Linked DNA regions of Homo sapiens: region 2 is linked to region 1. Evidence: chromatin contacts called from ENCODE Hi-C or POLR2A ChIA-PET data. All regions are on one chromosome and are shown on one strand. The core of a region is the stretch at or near the end of the contact, and the rest is flanking DNA. Distances in the headings are between cores, read along the strand shown.

The links. Hi-C counts contacts between places; a loop is a spot of excess contacts on that map. ChIA-PET counts read pairs that join two places held with the same protein, here RNA polymerase II (POLR2A). Pooled maps may share reads with other maps.
Region 2: a loop to region 1 is called in a pooled map, with 2.3 times the contacts of the local background. The contact joins the promoter of FRMD5 here to the promoter of TRIM69 in region 1. A Hi-C loop is called at or near these places in 3 of 50 pooled maps. POLR2A ChIA-PET finds 5 or more read pairs at or near these places in 3 of 52 experiments (HEK293T, PC-9 and activated B cell).

What each region holds. Positions count from the first base shown.
Region 1 is chr15:44,734,433-44,740,068 of GRCh38, forward strand. It overlaps TRIM69 (tripartite motif containing 69), which reads left to right and starts at 2,096. Exons shown (of 7, transcript NM_182985.5): 1 at 2,096-2,278. The coding sequence starts at 2,273.
Region 2 is chr15:44,193,006-44,198,641 of GRCh38, forward strand. It overlaps FRMD5 (FERM domain containing 5), which reads right to left and starts at 2,266. Exons shown (of 14, transcript NM_032892.5): 1 at 1,948-2,266. The coding sequence starts at 2,049. RefSeq lists silencers at 1,597-1,656, 1,767-1,816, 4,051-4,286 and enhancers at 2,150-2,651, 2,652-3,151, 2,667-2,766.

The sequences.
Region 1 (5,636 bases), core at 846-3,345:
CCCAGGCTGGTCTTGAACTCCTGGGCTCAGGTGATCCTCCCACCTTGGCCCCCCAAAGTGCTGAGATTACAGGCATGAGCCACCATGCCTGGACACTGTTTTTAAATAGTGAAAAAAAGACTTGAAGTACTCTTTGTGAAGATTGAGACTTCTTGCTACATAGGATTTGGAATCACAGGCTTCTAGAGACAGAAGGGGGTCTTAGGAATTCACATTTTAAAGAAGGAGGAACTGACACCCATAGGAGTTAAATGTCTTAGCTAAGGCTATTCAGTGCTCTGGTGGTGAGAGACAAGGCTTCCATCTTCTAGGCCAGTACTCTTACCCCTAGGCTAAAGGTTCAAAAATGTGCAGGCGCTGGCTTTAGTAAAATCAGCTATACTAAGCATTGTCAAATGTTTTAGCCAACAACAAAAACAATCAAGATGAAACAAAATTACTTTTTTGACTAAGTGATCACCAGCATTTCATAGACATTTATCTGACAAAGGTTTTGATCTAACAAATGCCATGTATTGCCAAGGTGAGCAAGATACAGTACTACCTATCCTGTGGTTTGTTCACAACTTAGTGGAGGGGCAGACATGCAATCAAACAATTAGAATACACTCTGTTAAAGCCACGTGTACAAAGATCTAGGGTGCTATAGAAATGTGTAAAACTAGGCCAGGCGTGGTGTTGCTCACACCTGTAATCCTAGCACTTTGTGAGGCTGAGGTGGGAGGACAGCTTGAGCTCAGAAATTTGAGATCAGCCTAGGCAACATAGTGAGACCCTGTCAGAAAGAAAAGAAAAAAGAAAAGAAAAGAAGGAAAGAAAGAGAAAGAGAAAGAAAGGGAGAAAGAAAGAAAGAGAGCAAGAGAGAAAGAAAGAGGAAAAAGAAAGGAAGAAAGAGAAAGAAACAGAGAGAGAAAGAAAGGGAGAAAGAAAACAGAAAGAGAGAGAAAGAAAGAAAGAGAAAGAAAAAAAGAAAGAGGAAAGAAGGAAGGAAGGAAGGAAGGAAGGAAAGAAGGAAGGAAGGAAGGAAGGAAGGAAGGAAGGAAGGAAGGGAGTAAAGCTGTGTTTCTCAACTGGGGAGTGATTCCAACCCCTGCCCCCAGGAGACATTTGGCAATGACTGGAGACATTTTTGTTATGACTGGGTTTGGTGGGGGGGGGGTGGCTACAGGCATCTAGTGTGTAAACGCCAGGGACACTGCTAAATATCCTAAAATTCACAGGACAGCCCCTCTAACGTAAGACTTAGCAGGCCCAAAATATCAATAGGGCTGAGGTTGGTAACCTCTGGTATAGAGCCAGCAAAATATCTTCTACAAGAGACAGGGAAGTGGGTAAAGCTTGGTTTGGGGATGAGGGGGTGGTTAGGGAAGAGTTTAGTAAAGAGATAATGACGGGGGTGTGGGGGAAGGGAAACTCCCATCCGAAGGGACAACATATACAAAGCTGCAGAAGCGTGACATATTTGGGCGATCCCAAACACTGGGGAAAGAGCTGTGGTCATTAAGTCTGGACAGCTAGGCAGGAGCTAGACGTGCAAGAAATCATATTGAGTTAGAGGAACTACTGTAAGAAAAACTGTTTGGCTCTGTGGTGGCTCTTTATAAGTCACTCAGGAGCACAGTGTTGGTACATCTCTCTGCGAGCTAAAACTGCTGAAGAAAGCTGTATGAAATGAAGCTTTTTTCATCCTGCTTTCTTAGGGCCTGGTGTTTCCCAGGCCTGTGTTACTGTCTCAGAGATAAAATCAGGGCTGCTTCATTGGAATATGAGAGGTGAACTAGCTCTCTATTAAAGCCACTCAGCTGGTGTCTTGATGGTGTGATGGGATCATGAACAGGGGTGAGGTGGTTATTTTTCATGAGTTAGGCTTAATATAGGCTGCTGCTGACGTGTATTTCCTCTTTCATAGAGCATCCTTAGTCCAGAAATGGGGAGCTATGAACCTTAAGATTAGACCACTAACTCGAATCTAAATGAGCTGCCCTTGTCTCCTACAAAAGAAAAGTTGGGCAGGTAGGGTATTCTAATGAGGGTTTCTCTTTCTCTTAAGCAAATGATGATCAAAGTTAACTGACAAACTGTCACGGAATCTGCCAGACCTCACTCTGGCCTTGCTGCTTCTCTCCAGCTCCTGAACTTTTCTTTCTTCCATCATGCTCTGAGCCCATTCCTTGAAAACTAAAAGGTCCCTGACTCCCAGTCTGCAGCCATCCTGGGCCTGCTGAGCTCTGATTCAAGTGCCTGCCTCTGCCCCTTGGTGGGCTGAAGCTTCATGGAGGTGAGTGACCCTTTTTTTTTTTAACTTAGCAGGGCTTCTAGGAATAGTGTGGAAAACAGGATCATAGAAGAGGATATGGATTTAGGAGCACAAAAGGAAATTCATGAAGGGAAGTATTTAACTTGTGACAGCTGGTAGCTACTATACTCTCTCCAAGCCTTGGAATAACTGATAATTTATACTAGAGAAGCTGGTAGGAAAGTAATGAAATCCACCAAAACATTTTGAGAAAAAATAAACTATATACTATATACAATTTACTTTCATTATCAATGTAATCATTTTATTTTAGATTTAAAAATTATTATGTATAACTTGGTTTGCTTACAATACCTTCACATTTGATTATTTTATATTTAAGGCAGAGTTGATACTTAGATAGTAAACATTTTTAATTGAATTCTTCCTTTAAGACCTCTTCAGAGCTAAAATAAAGGAAGTTATGTTCTTCTGAACTTAGTGTTTTCCTGATTGTCAAACAAAAGAAAATGGTTATTTACTACATGAAAGCTTGAAAAACTCACTAAGGGTTTTTCAGGGGCCCTTGAATCCTGAGTTATCATCCATTTCCACTAGTTTCCACTTCTTATAAAGTTTAATTTCATTATATTAATCATTAAGATCAGTTTCTAATTTCCTCTATCATAGGACCTTTAGGTTTGCTGCTACTCATCTCTGTGCTTAGCTATTGAAGCAAACAGGGCTATAAGCATTTTGTTTATAATTTCTAGGGCAAAAATAAACACTATTGCCTAAACCTACTATATTCTTATTACTTTAAGGCCAAGTCAGTGAAAATAGACACTTTTCCATAATAGTAAAAAAATTGTTTGTGTGATAGTGAGTTTCCCATTACTTCAGATGTTCAGGCAGAGGTTGGAAAGGAGTGAATTAAATGGCTTAAAATTTCTTTCAACTCTGGGAAGCTCCAAGAAGTCAGAAAGTTCAGAATCTTGCCTTCTTATGTGCAAATGGCTTGACTCGTGAAGCAGGAGTGTGTCTTGCTCTTAGGTTTAAGCTGGCTGTGCTATATAGTTTGTCTCTGTGGATGAACTGTATTTTTCTGCTCTCAAAGTTAATTCTTCATAAAAACTGCCCATCAAAGTTTAAAAATTACTTTGAAGGAATAAAGGTTGAAAAGCAACAAATGAACTCTCCTTAGATATCTTAACTATGATTTCAAAAATTTACAACACAAAACTTCTCAGGAAAAAAAAATCTCTGGTAAAAATTAAGGATTTCTTATGCAAGCTTCCATGGACTTCATAGCTCTTTGCCTTTTCTCTGCTCTTTGAGAATGTGCACAGTGAACTGAAGGAGGAAGATACATACTTTCTTTCTTTCTTTTTTTTTTTTTTTTTTTTTTAGGACAGAGTCTCACTCTCTTGCTCAGGCTGGAGTGCAGTGGCACCATCTCAGCTCACTGCAACCTCCGCTTCCAGGGTTCAAGTGATTCTCATGCCTCAGCATCCCAAATAGCTGGGACTGCAGGGACGCACCACCACGCCTGGCTAATTTTTGTATTATTATTTTTTTTTTTAGTAGAGATGAGGTCTCACCATGTTACCCAGGCTTGTCTCCAACTCCTGACCTCAGGTGATCCTCCTGCCTCAGCCTCCCAAAGTGAGGCTAAGATTACAGGCCTGGGCCATCGTGACCTGCTGATGTGCTTTCTTATAAAGTGATTCCTGCCAGCCAGGGCTTTATAAGGATGAATATCAATTCCTGACTCGAGTTTCTCTCTCTCTGCCTTAAGGTTAGACTTCTTCCCCTAAAAGGGGCTGGCAGTAGATGTGTTTCCTAAAAGATTTCCAGGTCCAGAAATTTTAGACTCTCATTTGGTTTCCAATTCTATAGCTCCCTCTAGAGCAGTAGGAAGTTATTGCAGATATTTTGCTTCACAAATTTGATCCATTTAATAAATTCAATTCCACAAAACATATTGATGGGCTCTCTGCTGACTCAGTGGTTAATAGGCTTTGGGGTCAAATAAAGAGTTCAAATCTGAGACCCACTACTTAATAATTGTGACTCTGGGAAGATACTTGAAGCAATCTGAGCTTCAGTTTCCTTAAAATATGTAGTAATAATACGTATTTCATAGGGTTGTTCTGAGATTAAATGAAATAATGTATGTAAATCCTCTTCCACAGTGAATGCTCAGTAAATATTAGCTAATATAATTAATCCCTTGTTTTACAGAAAAGGATATATTATTGAAAGTCAGGGGAATTGGCAAACCCTCAGCTAGCAAGATGAATTAACCATATAAAACCAGTCAATCATATAATATCAATAATTAATAACATTAAATATATTTTCATATCATATAACTCACCCTTTTGAAGTTTACAATTCAGTGATTTATAGCATATTCACAAAGTTGTACAATTATCACCACTATCTAATTCCAGAACATTTTCATTATCCCCAAAAGAAATTCCATACCCATTATCAGTCACTTCCCGTTCCTCTTTGCCCTGCCTTGGTAACCGCTATATATTTTAAACATACTTTAAAAACACACGGAGGGGGCAGCCAAGATGGCTGAATAGGAACAGCTCTGGTCTACAGCTCCCAGCGTGAGCGATGCAGAAGACGGGTGATTTCTGCATTTCCATCTGAGGTACCAGTTTCATCTCACTAGGGAGTGCCAGACAGTGGGCGCAGGACAGTGGGTGCAGCGCACCGTGCGTGAGCCGAAGCAGGGCGAGGCATTGCCTCACTCGGGAAGCGCAAGGGGTCAGGGAGGTCCCTTTCCTAGTCAAAGAAAGGGGTGACAGACGGCACCTGGAAAATTGGGTCACTCCCACCCTAATACTGTGCTTTTCCGACGGGCTTAAAGAACGGTGCACCAGGAGATTATATCCTGCACCTGGCTCGGAGGGCCCTACGCCCATGGAGTCTCGCTGATTGCTAGCACAGCAGTCTGAGATCAAACTGCAAGGCGGCAGCGAGGCTGTGGGAGGGGCGCCCACCATTGCCCAGGCTTGCTTAGGTAAACAAAGCAGCCGGGAAGCTCGAACTGGGTGGAGCCCACCACAGCTCAAGGAGGCCTGCCTGCCTCTGTAGGCTCCACCTCTGGGGGCAGGGCACAGACAAACAAAAAGACATCAGTAACCTCTGCAGACTTAAATGTCCCTGTCTGACAGCTTTGAAGAGAGCAGTGGTTCTCCCAGCACGCAGCTGGAGATCTGAGAATGGGCAGACTGCCTCCTCAAGTGGGTCCCTGACCCCTGACCCCCTAGCAGCCTAACTGGGAGGCACCCCCAAGTAGGGGCAGACTGACACCTCACATGGCCGGGTACTCCTCTGAGACAAAACTTCCAGAGGAATGATCGACAGCAGCATTCGCGGT
Region 2 (5,636 bases), core at 1,016-3,515, 540 kb before region 1:
AATAAGTCCTATTTAACTCAAAAATATTTTTTTTCTAAATGGTAATAAAAACTACCCACAATTATAATACCAATCAAGCAACCTCAAAGGTTCCACTAACTGGGAAAAAAATAACTATTTGCCTCACTGCAATACTTTAAAACCACAAGGTTAACAATCATTTCTAGCGAAATGGTGATGTGAATTGTGTTTTATTTGTATTCTACACCTTGGCAAAAGTTAATGACCTGCCTCGGAAATTATTTCACATACCCCAAAAGTATTCTTAGGACTTATAAAGTCTAAATCTCACACTCCCCTTGATATGCTATTGGATAAATGCTTTAAATTTTAAAACAAAAGGATAAAGACTTTTAAAAAGCTCTAGACAATATACTCAAATGGTGAAGATATCAACTCAATGTATTCTCATACCCCAGCAAAACAAAAAAAGCAAAAAAAAACTGGACATGGCACAATGATACAATAGGAACAAAAAGTAGTATTCCACTCATTCAGCAAGGAAATAATACAGAGCATCTCTCTATCATATTCAACTACAAAAATCCTTTCACTTGATGGCTAGCATCTTTATGACTGCTTAGTCTGTATTTAAGTAGCCTTAAAAAGAGATTTTGTGCTCTTTCTCTACCCTCATGGATCTTTGGCAGCAGTCAGCACTTATGCCCAGAGCTGGTTTCGAGGGGAGGGAGAAAAGGGAAAGTGAGGAGAAGGCTGAACTGAGCACGGAGTCAGCAGAGACCAGCTGCTCTCATACACTACCCAGTGTCTTTCTCACACACCGCTATTTTCCGCGATTGAGCACTGTCAGCAAAAATAAATAAATAAGGAGGCGGGGGGCAAGAAGACACTGAGGGTAGGACCCAGGCCGACAGTTTTTGTCTGTCACATCTGAGCCAGAAGCCTCCTCCTGTTTTCCTGCTGCAAAGGCAAAGGATCAGGTGAGACCCCTCTGGGTCCAGCTCAATTAGCTTCTCCACAAAGAGCAGCTTCCGGCGATGAGCGCAGGATCCTCCTGGCTGATGAACTAAACACGGGAGCATTGTCAATGTTTTCAATCTCTGACTTTTTCATAAGGGAGGAGAGAGGGCTGTGACTGCATTCCCGGGAAAGACTACTACTCCTGACGTGCACACAGCAGTAGCGAAGGAACATGAGCAAGAGGTTGTAAAAATCCCTTCAAAAATACCAGGTTCTGAAAGAAATGCTGTTGAGCATTACCGTATTGTTGGCGTTTTTCCTAAGTCGCCGATTCTTCCTGGCCACTTCCAAGCCCCAAATCGCTGGGACTTGTTGCTAAATCTTTACCTCACGTCCCCTAGAACCGCCCAACACAATAAAATTTGGGGATCAAAAGGCGGGAGGGGGCCTAAATCTCTAAAACCCAGAGGACTGGGCTTCCTTCAATAGGCCACTCCGCATGGGCTGCGCGTTCAGTTCTACCTTCTGAAAGCTCTGACTCACAAATGGTGGGGGGAGGAATTATGACATAAACCATTATCCTTCCAACCCAAGAAAGATAAGAAAAGCCAGCCATACGTCCTTGCCCGGGCAGAGAGCCAAAGCCTGCGCCCCCGACGGGGCGGCCGGGCTAGGAGCCTACCGCCCTACCCGCCTCCCTCCGGGCGCCCCGGAAAGGTGCACCTTACTCGGGCGGGCTCGAGGAACCAGGACGGGGCGCCCTCACCCAGGGAGAGCAGGGTAGGACTTAGGGGTGTGGGACGCGGAGACTCGCCCCGCGGCGGCGGTGACACACCGGGTGCCAGGGCTCCGGCAGGGGCTCCGGTGAAGACGCCCTGCACTAGGGCGGTCCGCCGCAACCAGGAACGGACAAAGCACGGCGCTGGGGCTGGGGCGACCCCTGGGCGGCGGCCGCCGCCGGCCAAGTTGACCAGACTTGGGGGACAAGGGGGTCCCGCGGGCGGGGCGGGGCGGCGCGGCGCTGACCTGGATGGTGCAGGTGTACTCGCTGTCGTCCAGCAGCCGCACGGTGCAGCTGTACTCGCGCTCCAGGCTCCTGCTGCTGCCGCTCATCAACCTGCTCAGCATCTTCCCGCCCGCCCGCCCGGGAGCGACGCGGCGGCGCTGCGGACCCTGGACCAGGCGTCCCTCAGCCCGGCAGCTCCGCACCGACCCCAGGCACCTGCACCATCACCCCGGCCCCGTCGCTGCCGTTGCCTCCTGCTGGCCTCGTTCCTCCTCCTTATCCTCCTCCTTCCCTCAGCCGCCACCGCCTCCCCCCAGCCCAGATCAAGCGCCGGGCTCTGTCTCCTCGGCGCCCCAGTGCCCGTGCCCAGCTCGCGGGGCGGGGCCTCAACTGGAGGGGGCCAATGGGGGTCAGCGCGGCGGAACCGAGTGGCAGACCGAAAAGCCAATCGAGATAGAGTACTGGGATGATGGGCGGGATAAAGAAGCAATCACAGAAAAGCAGTCGGACCTAGTCAAGCCGGAGCAGCCCTCTAGCGTCCCAAACGAGGGGTTCCTCTCCGCCCCGTGGTTCCTATGGATGCTGTTTCCCCTCCCCCGGGCCAGGTGTGAGCACCCAACTGGATTGATGTCTGCCGCCTGAAATACACTTGATCTGCGTTTCCGAAGCCAAGCCTCGCACCCTGCAACACCGCGGTTCCCGCCCTCTTGGGAGCCGGAGCGAGGAGGCGGCAGGGTGCTGGATCACAGTCCCTGCACCTGCAGAATGCGGATACCTCTCGCTCCAGATAGGGCGACTGCCCCCGACCTGTGCTGTACCCTAAGTTGGCCCGTCTGGCCTCTGTGCTCCAGCCCTCTTATTTTGGGAAACAGGAGCTACTTAAATAAAAGCTAAAGGGACCTCAGAGGTTCTGAAGTACCCAGGTTTAATCCCCTAAAAAACCCTCCACTCTAACACCCTTTGCCTCCTTTTTATTTCAGAAGACAAAAGGAGACTGCTCCTTCAGCTGGTAGGGAGCAGAGGAAGCAATGAATCTTCTCCTTGCACTTTTAGAACTGGAAATTATGTCTTCAGACTTTCTCAATAGAACAACATAGTATGTCAGGAGGTATACATCACAAAGAATTGTCTCCTTCTCTTTGTCACCCCAAATTTACAGACTTCAAGGTTTTTTACCAGAACTTCAATAAGAGATATTCTCCCTCAAAGATTTTTGATGTGAGGAAATGTTATAAAATAATTATGTCGGCCGGGCGCAGTGGCTCAAGCCTGTAATCCCAGCACTTTGGGAGGCCGAGGCGGGCGGATCACCTGATGTCAGGAGTTCGAAACCAGCCTGACCAACATGGTGAATCCCCGTCTCTACTAAAAATACAAAAAAATTAGCCGTGCATGGTAGCACGCACCTGTAATCCCAGCTACTCGGGAGGCTGAGGCAGGAGAATCGCTTGAACCCAGGAGGCAGAGGTTGCAGTGAACCAAGATCACGGCCATTGCACTCCAGCCTGGGGGACAAGAGCAAGCCACCGTCTCAAAAAAAAAAAATAATCGTGTCAACATAGAACATTAATGCTGTAATAAATATATTAATTTAAAATAATGAAATAGGCATAATTTCCTATTACTTTCATTTGCACTGTTCTTGTTTATAGGTATAATGTGTAACAAAAATGAAACTCTACATTAGCCTAGAAAACTATCCCGCCTTTAAAGTATGCTTCTTCCCTAGTGTCTTTGGATTCCAATATTTTCCCCAATTTTTTTTTTTTTTTTTGCATGGGGAGATTCATTCTCTTTCATTCTCTCTCTCTCTCTCTCTTTCTCTCTCTCTCTCTCTCTCTCTTCCTCCCCCTCTCCCTCCCCCTTTTTCTTTCTATCACCTTAGTAACCTGGACTGCTCTTAATTGGTTGCATTCTCCTTTGTGGCATTTAATAGCCATAGGAGCAGGATTCTCTTTTCAATGCAATTTGGATGGAGTTAGTTATGAGTCTAGAACTAGTAAGTCAAGTGTTCCAGGCATAAAACCAGGCATGCGCTCCACTACTTTGTAGCTTCAGCAGGTAGTCTGATGCCTGAAACATAATAGGTATTCAATAAGTGTTGAACTGAATACAAAAATTAGCCGGGTGTGGTGGCATGCGCCCGTGGTCCCAGCTACTGGGGAGGCTGAGGCAGGAGAATCGCTGGAACCCGGGAGGTAGAGATTGCAGTGAGCTGAGATTGTGCCACTGCACTCCAGCCTGGGCAACAGAGCAAGACTCGGTCTAAAAAAAAAAAAATTGATGAACTGAAGTAAATGGAATTGACAGGTGTTCTACAGCACTTAAATCCCAGAGGAAGAAGACCTGTGAAGAAACTCAAAATTTCAGGAAGATCTTGGAGACAAGTAAAATTATTAATATGCCAAAGTGATATTCTACAAAGCTCAGCTTTGTTATGTAGCTGTAAGAAGATAATGAAATATTTCAGGCTGGGCGCAGTGGCTCACACCTGTAATCCCAGTACTTTAGGAGGCCGAGGTGGGTGGATCACGAGGTCAGGAGTTCAAGACCAGCCTGGCCATCATGGTGAAACCCTGTCTCTACTGAAAATACAAAAATGAGCCGGGCATGGTGGCATGTGTCTGTAGTCTCAGCTACTCAGGAGGCTGAGGCAGGAGATTTGCTTGAACCTGGGAGGCGAAGGTTGCAGTGAGCTGAGATTGGCCACTGCACTCCAGCCTGGGAGACAGCGAGACTCCATCTCAAAAAAAAAAAAAAAAAAAAGAAAGAAAGGAAAAAAAATTCAAACTGAAAGAGCTTTTGTTGAAGGCAAAAGTTACTGTTTGTTATAGAATCAACAAGAGCAAGAAAAAATGTCCAAGCTAGAGGAAGTCCATAAGTGTGATGGTAGGAAAGTGTTTTTAACAGGTTATCCAAATAAGCAGCTGTTAGAATGAAAAGGCAAAGCACTATGAATCCAGAAAAGCTCTAAGGAACTGAATGCAGTCTTTTTTCGAAGTATGGCCATAGTTGCAATCAACAGAGGTGAGACTGTATTTCCTATGTCAATGTGTTAAGTAGAATCCTTGCTCAGTCTGAGAAAATCATGTCTGAGGCTGGGTGCAGTGGCTCATGCCTATAATCCCAACATTTGGGAAGCCAAGGCAGGCAGATCGCTTGAGCTCAGGATTTCAAGACCCACCTAGGCAACATGGTGAAACCCCATAGCTACAATAATAATAATAATAATAATACAAAGATTAGCTGGGTGTGGTGGCACACACCTGTAGTCCCAGCTGCTGGGGAGGCTGAGGTGGGAGGATTGCTTGAGCCTAGGGGGAGGGGAAGGTTGCTGTGAGCCAAGATCACACCACTGCACTCCAGCCTGGGCAACAGAGCCAGATCCTGTCTCAAAAAAAAAAAAAAAAAGGAATTAAAAAAAATCACATCTGCTTAGATGCTCACCTCACCGAAAGACCAGTTAGATATTCATTCATGCTTAGGTGTAATATCCAGAGAGAACTTCAAACTCTCCCTTCTTCTCTGATACAAAACACTTTGTGAGGAATACAGAGAATGAAAAAATAATGGAAGAAAAGCAAGAATCTAGATGTATGTCTCCACAAAAAAGCTCATGAGAAGAAGCATAAGGAGAACTAGAAAGGAAGGGCTCATATAAAACCAAACTGAATTTTGGGAGACTGGGCAGAAGAATCAATTGAGCCAG